Regions from separate parts of the Homo sapiens genome. Here region 2 is linked to region 1. A link is a contact called in ENCODE Hi-C or POLR2A ChIA-PET data. All regions are on one chromosome and are shown on one strand. Each heading gives the region's core, a stretch centred on a gene start or an enhancer-like site at or near the end of the contact. The rest is flanking DNA. Distances are from core to core; before and after follow the strand shown.

The links. A loop is a pair of places that touch in the nucleus more often than their neighbours do. ChIA-PET counts read pairs that join two places held with the same protein, here RNA polymerase II (POLR2A). Pooled maps may share reads with other maps.
Region 2: a loop to region 1 is called in a map of naive thymus-derived CD4-positive, alpha-beta T cell, with 7 times the contacts of the local background. The contact joins two enhancer-like sites. A Hi-C loop is called at or near these places in 1 of 168 maps with a recorded cell type or tissue (naive thymus-derived CD4-positive, alpha-beta T cell) and 7 of 50 pooled maps. POLR2A ChIA-PET finds 5 or more read pairs at or near these places in 9 of 52 experiments (CD4-positive, alpha-beta T cell, CD4-positive, alpha-beta memory T cell, CD8-positive, alpha-beta T cell and 6 more).

Annotation. Positions count from the first base shown.
Region 1 is chr15:63,858,393-63,865,054 of GRCh38, reverse strand. No RefSeq gene overlaps it. Among named protein-coding and RNA genes, the nearest start is that of MIR422A, 9.3 kb to the left of the region's middle. RefSeq lists an enhancer at 4,535-4,594. Within about 2 kb of position 4,739, at least 8 of the 41 ENCODE cell types and tissues checked have a DNase peak (open chromatin) inside an H3K27ac peak, as active enhancers do; they include CD4-positive, alpha-beta T cell and CD8-positive, alpha-beta T cell, where a contact is called at or near this core.
Region 2 is chr15:64,007,438-64,013,701 of GRCh38, reverse strand. The region is part of intron 2 of DAPK2 (death associated protein kinase 2); the gene reads left to right. Among named protein-coding and RNA genes, the nearest start is that of DAPK2, 36 kb to the left of the region's middle. RefSeq lists enhancers at 2,514-2,563, 3,421-3,510 and a silencer at 3,881-3,940. Within about 2 kb of position 3,826, at least 16 of the 41 ENCODE cell types and tissues checked have a DNase peak (open chromatin) inside an H3K27ac peak, as active enhancers do; they include CD4-positive, alpha-beta T cell and CD8-positive, alpha-beta T cell, where a contact is called at or near this core.

The DNA.
Region 1 (6,662 bases), core at 3,490-5,989:
AGGCGTGAGCCACTGTGCCCGGCCCATTGTAACCATTTTTAAGTCCATAGTTAAGTTGATTATATTCACAATGTTCTTTTATTTAATCCCTGTGAAGATGCCATTTTATAGATGAGAAAACGGAGGCTAAGTTAATGAATTTACCTATAGCTACTCAACGAGGAAGCAGCCAAGTAGAGTTGCAAACTCAAAGTCAAGCTGAAGGCTGGGTGCTTCCCAGCAGGCCAGGTTACCTTCTATGAGGTGGAGAGGCTCCTGGCAGATCAACCATCCAGAGTAGCTGGAAGGCGGGCTTGTTGTTGCCTAAAGGAGCCAGGGGAAACCGCACAGCATGCTTTGGCCCCTCATGGCTCCTCACTGACCCTCCTAAGTCGACTTTGAACCACAGTGACATGTACTCTCCTTTGTGCCCTGACACCTGTTCTCCCTAGAGGGCACAGATGGGCTACCTCCTCCTCCTCCTCCTGGCCAAACTTTTTGAAAGAAGGACCCACAACTCTCTCTGATTCCTCATTCCTTGTTATTCCTCAGTCCACTGAGATCCAATCCCATCATTCCTTTGATACTACCTGCCCCCATCGGCGTCACTGAGTGGCCTGGTGAGCAAATCTAATGGATCCCTCTCTCGGGGCTGTACTGGCTTTCCTAGTGGCTCAATGGCACCCCACTCTCCTGGTTCTCCCAATTCTCATCACCCCTCTGCTTCCCTCACTCCTCCCTTCCCTAAAGGGAGGGCATAGAAGGCCAAGGGAGCCCTAAGCTAGGCCACCATCTGTTTCCTCAGAGTCTGGTCTGTCTTTGGACTGCACTTGCTTGCCTGGTCAGTCTCCCATCTCCCTTAAATTCAGAACCATCCATGTGTGGCCACTACCAAATTTCTACCTCCTGCCAGGCCAGACCTCTCATCTGAGCTCCAGCCACAAGTCCTGCCTGGCCAGCCTCCCTGGTCATCCCACAGGCACCTCAAGCGAACCATGTCTAATGGACCTCAGCACCCCTCCCCTTCCAAACCAGCTTCTCTTTCCATGTCCCTATCTCAGTGACACACACCATCATCTACCCAGTCATAAGAAGCAGAAACCTGGGAGTCACTCTCTGGAATGTGAACTCACGGGGCAGGGATTTTTTTCTTACTTGTTTAAAGCCTATATTCCAAGCACGTGGAACTGGCTTAGGAGGTGCCTAATAAGTATTTGTTGAATGAAAATCTTTTTTTTTTTTTAAATAGAGATGGCGTCTCACTATGTTGCCCAGGCTGGTCTTGAACTCCCGGCCTCAACTGATCCTCCCACCTCAGCCTCCCAATGTGCTGGGATTACAGGCATGAGCAACCACACCTGGCATTGAATGAATTCTTGCCTTCTCCCACATACCAAAACCATCTCCAAGACCTGTCCATTTTGCCCTTTAAACATTCTCTTTCCTGGCATGGTGATGCATACTTGTAGTCCCAGCTACTCCAGAGGCTGAGGCAAGAGGATTACTTAATCCCAGGAGTTCAAGGCCAGCCTATAGAACATAGCGAGACCCATCTTATAAAAAGAATAAAATGAAAACATTCTCTCACATACTTCTACATCCTCCAACAACGTTGCTGCTCCCCTAGCCTAAGTCCCCCTCATCTCTTGCTAGGACGAGTGCAACAAAGTCCTCACTGGTCTTTCTGCTTTTGCTCTCCCATTCCCTGGGGCACCAGCTGGCGGATGCTTTCTACAACCCCAGCATGACGTTCCCCTCACCTGCTTAAAACCCTGCAAAGAGTCCCTGTTGATATCAGGATAAACTTTTTTGGCATTGAGGGGGTTAGAGAATAGTTTTGAATAAATGTTTTTCTACTCTCTGCAGCAGACTGAGGACCAGAGCCCTTGGCACGCCCAGCCCCAAACATTTTTTCCTGAGGGTTGGGGGGTATCGAAGAGCCCTCTAACATCAGAGATTCTCCCAAGGGGAGTGGTGTTGAGCTCTCTAACATTGGGGAGCTCTGCCAGCTCCTTGCCAAGATGCTGGCCTAGCTTAGGACTCCCTTGGCCTTCTATGCCTTCCCTTTCCCTTTGCTCCTCCCATTCACTGTAGAGTCCATTCAGGGTGCATGACCTGGGTGTTGCTACCAGCAGAGGTGAGAGAAAGAGAAAAATGGGAGAAAGACAGAGCTGCCAGGGAGACTCAGCCCCCTTCTCTCCTGGGATCCTTCTTTCTCACCATCCTGAGTCTGCACCCTGATCTACCTGTGGCCACCACTGAGGGTCTCCTAGGGGCTTGGCAGATGGGGACACTAGGCTGCCAGCAAGGGGCAGAGGCCTTTGTCAGAGTAAGCAGGAGAGAGAGACAGAGAGAGAGAGAGAGAGAGACCTAGTGTCCTTTCTTCCCTGAAGTAAAAGACTCCTGGCTTCACATGCCTTCCTGGCCTTGGGCCTTGGTAACTTAGAGCCTGAGGGTGAGCCTGGAGTGATGGGGACTAGAGGCACAGGGGTTTCCTGGGGGTAGGACATAGAGGGAATCAGCCTGCAGGGAGGTCAAAATGCTTTGAACTCGGGCTGCAGGAACCTTTGAGAAGTGCTCAGAACTCAGATTCTAAGGACACCCTAGCGAAGTGACTGAACTGAGGCTGTGGGACCTTTCTGGGAAATGTGCGAAATTTAGGCTGCAGGGGCTCACTGAATTCAGGCAGGGGGTTCTTAGGAAATGTACTGACTCTAACTGTGAGGCTGTCTGGGGAGGCTGATAAACTCAGGTCCAACAGGACATTCTTGAGGACTGCATTGAACTCAAGTTGTAGGGGCTTCTTGGAGAGACCCATGAACTGAGTTTATGGACCCTTTTTGGGGAGGTCACTGAACTTTCACTGCATGCCTGGAACTTTGCTTGCAGACTCAAAGTCCATGTGGCTGTCCTCTGCTACACAAACTCAGAGGTACAAGACATACAGACAGACATGGACTGCAGTTACCCAAGGATCATTCACAGTCTCTCCTCTCTCCTTGCTACACACACACATACACACACACACACATACACACACCCTGTCTCTTCAGTCCCCTCTCCTGGTTCTTCCATAATTTCCTAACCTCTGAACACAGGAATGTTCAGAGTTCAGTCCACAAACCTCCCCATTTGTTTATACTCACTTTTTTTTTTTTTTTTTGAGATAGGGTCTTGCTCTGCCACCCAGGCTAGAGCGCAGTGGCCCAATCTCGGCTCCCTGCAATCTCTGCCTCCCAGGTTCAAGCGATTCTCATGCCTCAGCCTCCCAAGTAGCTGGGACTACAGGCACATACCACCATGCCCAGTTAATTTTTGTATTTTTAGTAGAGACTGGGTTTAACCATGTTGCCCAGGCTGGTCTTGAACTCTTGACCTCAAGCGATCCCAGCAATGTCTATCTGGGCACTCTTCACTCCTTTACCCAGCTTTGTATTTTCTCTGTAGCTCTTATCACAGTCTGATATACTGTAGATTTATTTGTTATTTGTTCATTGTCCGTCTCTTCCCACTTAAATATAAACTCCATTAAGGCAAAGACTTTGTCTTGTTCACTGCTGTATCCCTCCAATTACAACAGTGCTTGAAAAATAGCAGTGCTCAATAGATATTTGTCGAATGAATGAATGAATGCTGGGAACCAAGTGAATATTTGTTGAATTGAGGGGTACTGGACCCCACTTTTTGTTTTTCTTTGAGACAGTCTCACTCTGTGCCCAGGCTGGAGTGCAGTGGTGCAATCTTGGCTCACTGCAACCTCTGCCTCCCAGGTTCAAGCAATTCTCCTGCCTCAGCCTCCCAAGCAGCTGGGACTATAGGCACAAGCCACTAATTTTTGTATTTTTAGTAGAGACAGGGTTTTACCATGTTGGCCAGGCTGGTCTCAAACTCTTGACCCCAGGTGATCCACCTGTCTCAGCCTCCCAGAGTGCTGGGTTCACAGGCATAAGCCACTGCACCTGGCCTGGACCCTACTCTTGATCTTTGTGGATCACACAGACCTGTATCTTCCTTTTCAGAGATTCTTTAAAAAAAAGAGAGAGAGAGATTTTTTCTAAATCAGTTACCAAGGCTGTTAAATGGGAAAATGAATAGCTAGTCTAAAGGAGGAAATTTAGCACTTGTAGAACAGCAAGGGGGTGCTTGAAGCATGACAGCTGAAGGTAACATATATAGGTAATGTAATACAGGTAACATAGCCTACATGAGTAATGTCTAGTCTGAAAACGAATACTACTTTGAGTATTTAAAACAGAAAGATGTTAATAGACATCACACAAGCAATGGAAGAATCAAGAAAGCACTGGAGAGTATGACACAACTCAGATCAGCAGCAGCAGGAAACCATTTCTACTCCTAGGCCAGAGAGTGAGGAGGAAGGTTTTCAGGGCACAGGGACCAGGGACATCAACAGATACTTTCTTGTAATTCTGACAGCTGCTATAAGGAGAGGAGTCTGGGGCATCTGGCCGCGTTTCCAAATCTGCTCGGCCCTTTTCTTCCAAGGATGATCTGGTTCTGCTCTTTGATCCAGGGCACTGCTTTAAAGAGCCTGTTTGTTTGTGGCAGGCACCAGACTAGTATTGTCACTGGTTCATGGACTCTGAAAGCACCTAGAAGATCCACTGTTCCTGTGGCAGTGGATGATGGCAGCTGGTACACCCTGGGTGCAGCTGGTGTCTTTGATTTAGTACAAGCACCTTTCAAAGATTTCATTACACTTGAAAGCCTCACCTCCGGAAGGCAGTGGGTGGGGGAGCAGCTGTTCAGCCTCTGTAGAGATAGGACCAATGGGTGCATTTCTGAGGAAGTAGACTTCAACTAAGGAAGAAGTTTTTAACACAGCTGCCAGCAATGGCCTTGGCTCTCTTGTGAAGAAGTGAGCTTTCTGCTCCAGAAGGTATTCTAGCAGTCTGTCAAAAATCTTGCAGTGAGGAAAGCCTACAGTGGCCTACAAAAGCCTGCTAAATGCCTTCTCCATTGCTTCTAACTTTGCCCAACTCTGAATTCTGTGGGTGAACAACTAGCTCCTTTCATTCTGGCCCTCTATTCTTTCTTTTTTCTTTTTCTTTTCTTTTTTTTTTTTTTTTTTTTGAGACGTATCACTGGTGTCGCCCAGGCTAGAGTGCAGTGGGGCCATCTTAGCTCACTGCAACCTCTACTTCCTGGGTTCAAGTGATTCTCCTGCCTCAGCCTCCTGAGTAGCTGGGATTACAGGCATGCACCATGACACCTGGCTAGTTCTTTTGGTATTTTTAGTAGAGACAGGGTTTCACCATGTTGGCCAGGCTGGTCTCGAACTCCTGACCTCAAGTGATCTGCCCGCCTCAGCCTCCCAAAGTGTTGAGATTACAGGCATGAGCTACCATGCCCAGCCTGGCCCTCTATTCTTGACACATCCTTCTGCAGACCAACCCCATGTCTGCAAGTTTCATAACCCCAGTGAGAGAGCATCTGAGGGCAGGGTAGGCATGTGCCACTCAGTAGGCCTTCCCTCCTGTCTCACTTCTCACTCCCATGGCCAACTCATAGCCTGGCTTTTGGTTGAGGAAACTGGCACTTGGTGAGTATAGTAGATCGAATAACAGCCCCTCAAAGATGTCCACATCTTAATTCCTGAACCTATGTTAATTTACATGGCAAAAAGAGGTCTTGCAGATGTGATTAAATTAGAAATCATGGGATGGGGAGATGATCCCAGATTAGCCAGGTGAGCCCAATGCAATCACTAGAGTCCTTATAAAAGAAAGGCAGGGCAGAGAAGAAGACAGAAGCAGGGGTTGGAGTGATGTTCTTTGTAAAAATGGAGGAAGCAGCCATGAGCCAAAGAATGCAGATGACATCAGAAGCTGGAAAAGGCAAGGGAATGGATCTCCCCTAGGGCCTCCAGAAAGAATGCAGCCCTGCTAACACCTTGCTTTTAGCCCCATAAGACCCATTTTTTTTTCAGGCTTCTGACCTCCAGAACTGCAAGATAATAAACTTGTATTGTTTTAAGCTACTACATTCGTCATAATTCATTTTCAAAACAGGAAACTAATATAGAGGACTTACGATCCATTCCCATGACAACCAACACAACAGCCTGGTAGCTGACCAAATAAAAAGGCCAGGCATGGTGGCTCACACGTGTAATCTCAGCACTCTGGGAGGCCCAGGAGGGTGGGTCACTTGAGGTCAGGAGTTCAAGACCAGCCTGGCCAACATGGTGAAACCCCATCTCTACTAAAAATACAAAATCAACCGGGCATGGTGGCAGGCATCTGTAGTCCCAGCTACTCAGGAGGCTGAGGCACGAGAATCACCTGAACCCATGAGGCAGAGGTTGCGGTGAGTCAAGATTGTACCACTGCACTCCAGCCTGGGCAACAGAGCAAGACTCTGTCTCAAAAAAACAAACAAAAAACATTTTCCATAGGAAGGAAGCAAACATGGTAGTTAAAAGCATGGGTCTTGCAGGCAAACAGACCTGATTCAAATCCAAGCTCTGCTAGGTTGCGTGATAGCTCAGAGCTTCATTGTCTCATCTGTAAAATGGGAGTGTTACGGCCACCTTGCCCAAGGTGGTTGTGAAGATGAAATAAAATAATGCAGTTAAAGCACTCAGCATAGGTCCTAGAACACAGGAAAGTCTCAGTAAATAGTAGTGGTAGCTATTATTACTCCTACCACCATCTCCATCA
Region 2 (6,264 bases), core at 2,577-5,076, 150 kb before region 1:
ATAACTCTGTTCACTTAATAGCACCCTCCTTCCCAGGTCTGCAATCATTTTAGAAGGAATGCATTCTTATCTGGCGCTCAGTTCCTTCTCTGGCAATGTGAGGGTTAGGCTAGATGGTATCTCAGGGCCTTTCTAGCCCTTAGGTTTTTCTACTTTTAAAGTTCTTGCCCCTTCTCCTCATGTTTTCTTAAGGTATTTGCTTCCATAGGACTGAATGCAAGGTAATCAGAGACATAGCTGTTGAAAGCTTCTCTCCTGGTTTCACTTTTCTGCCCAATTACTAAGTCTTAAAGGCACGTAGTGTAGTTTAAGCTGTTAGTTCCTGGCCTCTTAAGACTGCCCACATTCACTTAATGTCTTGTGACTTGCAGCCTCCCAGCTTAAAATCTCAGTAATGAAGAACAAGATCTTAACCCTTGTATAAAGATAATGGCAGGTTACCCCATTTCCATAATCCCATGCAGAACAAGGGAGTTAGACTGGTCTCATTTTACAGAACAACCAAAATGTTATTGTGACTGCTTTGTGCACATGCACCGTGAAATGAGTCGGCTCTTTAATGATTTGGTTGCCACCTTATGGGTTGTCTGGGGGTCTGGGGTGGCAGGGGTCTCAGGCCTCCTTTCAGGGACTAGGCTAGTAGGGACTGACATAGTTTTGCTTCTGTGAATTCTTTCTTGTCTGTTTGACATTATGATCATATCGAAGATACAATTTATATCCCATTTCCCTATTTATGTTGTAGTGTAAACATTTTACAGTCATTCCCTATATAAATATATTCATTGGCTATGCAGTGCCCCAGATAGAATGCTTAACATGATCATGTTTAACTTGTATAGTTAAGAAAGAAAATCAGTTAATAACAAAATCAAATAGTGCATTTAAAAGTTCCCTCCCACCATCCTCCTGAACCTCTCTAGTCCTATTCCTCATAAGTGATCATTAAGTTTCTTGTATATCCTTCCAGAAATTGTCAATGCATATATGAACATACATATGCATAGTCTATATTTTCAAAAAGGTAGAACAGACTATATACACAGATGGGATCAGAATGTTGTTCTGTAACTTTGTATTTTAATCTTGTGTATTTTCCCAGATCAGGTATGTGTATCTTTTTAAAAGCTGCATAGACCACCTGTTATGGATGGACCATAATTAATTTAAGCAGTACCGTCTTGATAGACATTTAGGTTGTTGCTGAAATGCGCATCTTTTTACATACATCTGCATACCTCATTTACTCATCTGCTGTCTGCCAAGTATGGTTCTAGGCACTAAGGATTTAACTGTAAACAAGACAAACTCTTGTGTCACCCTTGTACTGGTAAAATTGTCAGATAAATTCTGGAAAATGGAATTGTTAGTGCATCGATTTATCACATTTCTTGAATGCATGTGGCATATAAGCCACGTAGACTATTTTACTGAATGTTTGATAAATCAGTGGATGTTCTCCCATCCCGCAGTATGGTCACCTCTTTCCAGCCTCTCAGTGGTTAATGGGTCATGTATTGAGGCTTCAGGAAGGTTGCTGCAGCAGTGAGGGGTAGTGACAGTCAGTAATGTATGTTTGCCAGGACTTTTAAGATTCCTTATGGTACAGCTTTGCAGTGTGTTCTTGCAACTGTGTGAGGAAATCAGAGTGGCTGGTCTGCACTTTACGGAAGGAACTGACACACAGAGAGATCAAGGCTGGGGGGCTGGAAAAGACTCATTACTTTCCATGAAGGTGGCTGGTGGCCAAGCTGGGCTGAGGGCCCAAGAAGAGGGGTTTTGCTTCCTGGGACTTCTTTAAGTGGTCCTTGGAATTTCTCCCACTTAGAGTAAAGCATGTGCAAACTGGAGGAGCAGTTTTATTTTTTCACTTACTATATGGAGACAGAGTTCTCAAGGACTTGCATTTCATGAATTCAGTTAGAGCTGCATTGTCCAATGTGGTAGTCACCAACAACATCTGACTGCTTAAATTTAAATGTAATTAAAAATAAGTAAAATTGCAAATTAGTTTCTCAGTTGTACTATCCACATTTCGAGTGTTCAGTAGCCACACGTGGCTAGCAGCTACCACATTAGACAGCACAGATATAGAACATTTTCATTATCCAAGCATCAACCTGGAGTGTATAAGGCTGTAGCGTTGTTTTTCTCCTAAACACTTCCACAAACACTTGAGTGTTTTGAGTCTAGGCTCACTGCAGCTTCCGCCTCCTGGGTTTAAGCGATTCTCCTGCCTCAGCCTCCTGAGTAGCTTGGATTACAGGTGCCCGCCACCATGCCTGGCTAATTTTTGTATTTTTAGTTAGAGATGGGGTTTCATCATGTTGGCCAGGCTGGTCTGGAACTCCTGACCTCCAGTGATCCACCCACCTCGGCCTCCTAAAATGCTGGGATTACAGGTGTGAGCCACTGTGCCCAGCTTGAGATCATCTTTACTCTCTAACTTTTAGGGAAAAGAGGCTCACAGGCAAGAGGTGACTTGGTGCCAGAAGTCACGTAGTTGGGGGTGCAAAGCCACAAGCACAGCCAATCCTCCACCTGTGTTTTTTCCACTCCAACCTGAGCTGTTGATCCTGATCCTTTGCATATGGCTTTATCTGTTCCATTGTCCTGCCTTTATGCTAATCTGGAGGGTTCAGATTGGGTGCCTACCATGAGTGGGGCCCTCTGCCAAGTAGCTCTGGGTCTGTGTTGTTGCTATGTCCCCAGACAGGAGACCACAGAATGAGTCAGCCACCTCCACATGGGGTTGCTGGTGCCCTGCAGATTCTGCCCCAAGACTGACGGCTTCCCTGTGAACCCTCTTGTGATGCGGTCAGGACATGCATCAACAGTTTATAAACAAGATTACAGGAAGCTCGGCTGCTGTTCTACACACAAACCCACCCCACCCACTGACATGCAGAGCTGGGACAGGTGCTGAAGAATGAGTCCATGGGAAGCTTGTCTTCATGAATGGGATAAAACCCAAGCTGGTAGCAGACTGACCCATTGTTTTCCGAAGTGGGGATGGGTAGACAAATGAGAGACCAAAACTGCAGTAGGGGCTCAGAACAATTAAAGTGCCAACTCTGAAAATCAAGACATTAAGGCAGGCGGGTGGGGACTTTGCCTGAAGTGGTCAGCTGGGATTTGGGAGTGATGAGAAATAACTGGTTTGAGGCTGAGAGACAAATGTAGGGATCATCATCACATTGAAAAAGCCAAGAATGCGGATCCCCATGCCTATACCTATGCTGATAACTTCTTGCTCCTGAAAACTGTAGTTGGGAAAGTTGGCAGAGGACACTAAGCAGTCAATACTGTTGTTATATTATTACTATTGTTATTGAGAGTAGTAGTAAACAGAAAGACATAAGTTAAAAATGATATTTATAGGCCGTCTTTAGAGATAGAAGAAACTGAACCTTCTGGCATACCAGGATATTCCTGTTGCGTGAGAACTCGTGGTTCTCAAACTTTGGTGGGCATTAGAATCCTCAGAGGGCTTATCAAACCACAGATGCTGGGCCCCACCCCCAGAGTTCCTGACTCTGTGGGTCTGAGCTTAGGGCCTGATAATTTGCATTTCTGACAGGTTCCCAGATGATCCTGATCTTACTGGTCTCGGGTCACACTTTGAGAAACACTGGTTTATACCATCAGGTGCTACAGAGAACTCAGTTTGTTTCAGTGGCATAGGTTTACAATTCTAAGGCCCTTTGACAAACCCTCTTACCCACAGCCCAACTGTGCTGGCTGCCTAGAACAAGCCTTTGTGCCACTGGAAACTGCTTTTGTCGTTACTCATCATGACTGTGTTTCAGATTTTTAGTGCTAACCACCTCGAAGTCTTGAGCTGCTGTAAGGTGCCTCTCTTACAGTGGGTGTGGTGGGTCACACAGATGAAGTGTAAGACATTGCCCTGCCCTTAACAGATTAACCTAATTTAGGGGCGGGGGGAAAGGCAAACACAGTAAAGAAATGAGCATAAAGAGACAATTAAGTGTACTGAACTTTAGGAGCTAACATATTCCAAGGTGAGGATTCCTGGGGGGTGGCATGGTCAGGGAAGACTTCCAGGAGGAGCTGGAACTTGAACTTAAAACAGGAGTAGCATTTGGGTAGGCAGACGACCTCCTAGTTTAGGCAAATAGGGCTAGCAGAAACCCAGAGGTGGAAATGAGTGTGTTGGGGTGTGTCTGCTGGGAAGCAGAGTACATTTGGGCAAGTAGAATGAGGCTAGGTGGTGAAAGGCCCCTGGGGCCTGGCCAAGGAGCTCAGGCTTGATGGGAAGGAGAAAATAATCTTGAGCAGAGAACATGATGATGTCTGCGTTGTAGGACAATATACTGGGGAATGTGGGGTGTGGATTGGGTGTGTGGGTGGAGGGCTGAAGACAGCAACACTGATCAGGAAGCTGTACTAAGTGTTGGTCTGTAAAAGTCTAGCTCAGGAGGATGGCAGGTAATGAAGAGATACTAGCCCAAGTCCATTCAGAAAACATGCACTGCAGATCTACTGTGTATCCACTGTAGTTGGTGCCTGGGGGTACAAGGCTGGACAATTACAGTCTACTAAGGGAGAATAATATATAGAGAATTTCAGTAAAATGGGCTGAATCCCATGATGGAGGTATGCACAGGAGGTGAAAATAGAGGAGGGCCTCATGTCCAGGACACCTTGAGGGAAGGATCAGCTGTGACAATAAATTCTGGCCAACTTTCCTATGCCTCCTTTAAACAAAGAGGTCTTATGTTTGCAGACTGAAAAGGGGATCCTACCCTTTCCTCCCCTGTCATCTGTAAGGCCCTTGGTGATGCTGCAGCTCTGTGGCCTGTCCCTCAAGTACACCCTTGATTGGATGACAGCAGTGCACTGCTCTGTTGGTTAGGGATGTCTATGCAGGTGTTTCTTCTCATTTTCTTACTTTTAAAACACAGGAAATTTTAAAAGGAAAAGTTTCACTCAACTATTTGTTATCCTCATGCACTTTTGCATCTGTGTTCTCTAATACAAAAATTGAATCAAACCATACATATCATTTGTGCATGTTCACTTATTATTTTATAAACATGTCCCTTATGATGTTCATACTTGCTATTTTAATGTTTATATAATTGTCTATTGCATCCAGAACATCTGATTGCCAAAGCTGTTCCTTAGTGGAGAATGCTTAGCTTGTTTCCAGCTTTTTCTTGTCTATGAAACTATGTTCTTTCATTTGAAGTCTCTCTAGAGGCCAAATTCCCAGAATACAATGCACCTGGACTCAGATAATCTGACTTTAAGTTCTAGATCTGTGGCAAATTGGCTCTGTGACTGTAACTCTGTGAGTCTCAACTTCCTGATCTCTATAATGGGGAGAGCACTGACTGTGCAGGGTGTTGAGATACTGTCTGAGGCCAATATATGAAAAGTGCTTCATAAAGAACCTGCATATAGGGTAGAGTTGATATCACCTGGTGAAAGCATGTGAGTATTTTTATGGTTCTTTTTTAAAAAAACAGATATAATTTATATACAATTCACCCATTTATAGTGTCCTAAAGCCATTAGTACATTCGCATATAGTGTATTAAAGCCATTAAATGGCTTTAATGTATTCAGAGTTGTGTGACCATCATCATCATCAATTTTAGAACATTTCATTACCAAAAAACCCCCTTACCCATTAGCAGTCACTCTCTGCTTCTCCCAAACCCACTAGCCCTAGGCAACCACTAATCTTCCTTCTGTCTGTGGATTTGCCTGTTCTAGACATTTTGTAAAAGTGCAATCATACAACATGCGGTCCTTTGTGACTGGCTTCTTTCACTTAGCATAGTATTTTCAAGGTCCATCCATGATATAGCATGGATCAGTACTTTTTTCCTTTTAATTGCCAAATAATATCCAGTTGTATGGCTACACCACCTTTTGTTCATCTATTCACTAGATGATGAACATTTGGACTGTATCGTCTTGACATTTAGTGCTAAATGGCACACAGCAAACATAGTTGTATGCTCCAAGCTATTTGATGTGCCAAAAAAGTCGGACTCTCAGTCCCTTATGCAGAATTTTATAGTTAAACAAACTGCAGGCATCAGGTAACTGTTAGGAGAAGCATCACAGAGCTATCCAAGGGGATTTTGGGAAACTCCTGTGCAGAGTAAGCCTGTCCCCCTCCAGGAGGGGACCTGTGCCTGCCTTCCCAGCATTGACTTTCTCTGAGGCTGGGAGATCAGGAGGCAGGAGAGGTTTCCTACTGGCTCTTGGAGGATGGAGAGCTCTGGCTGG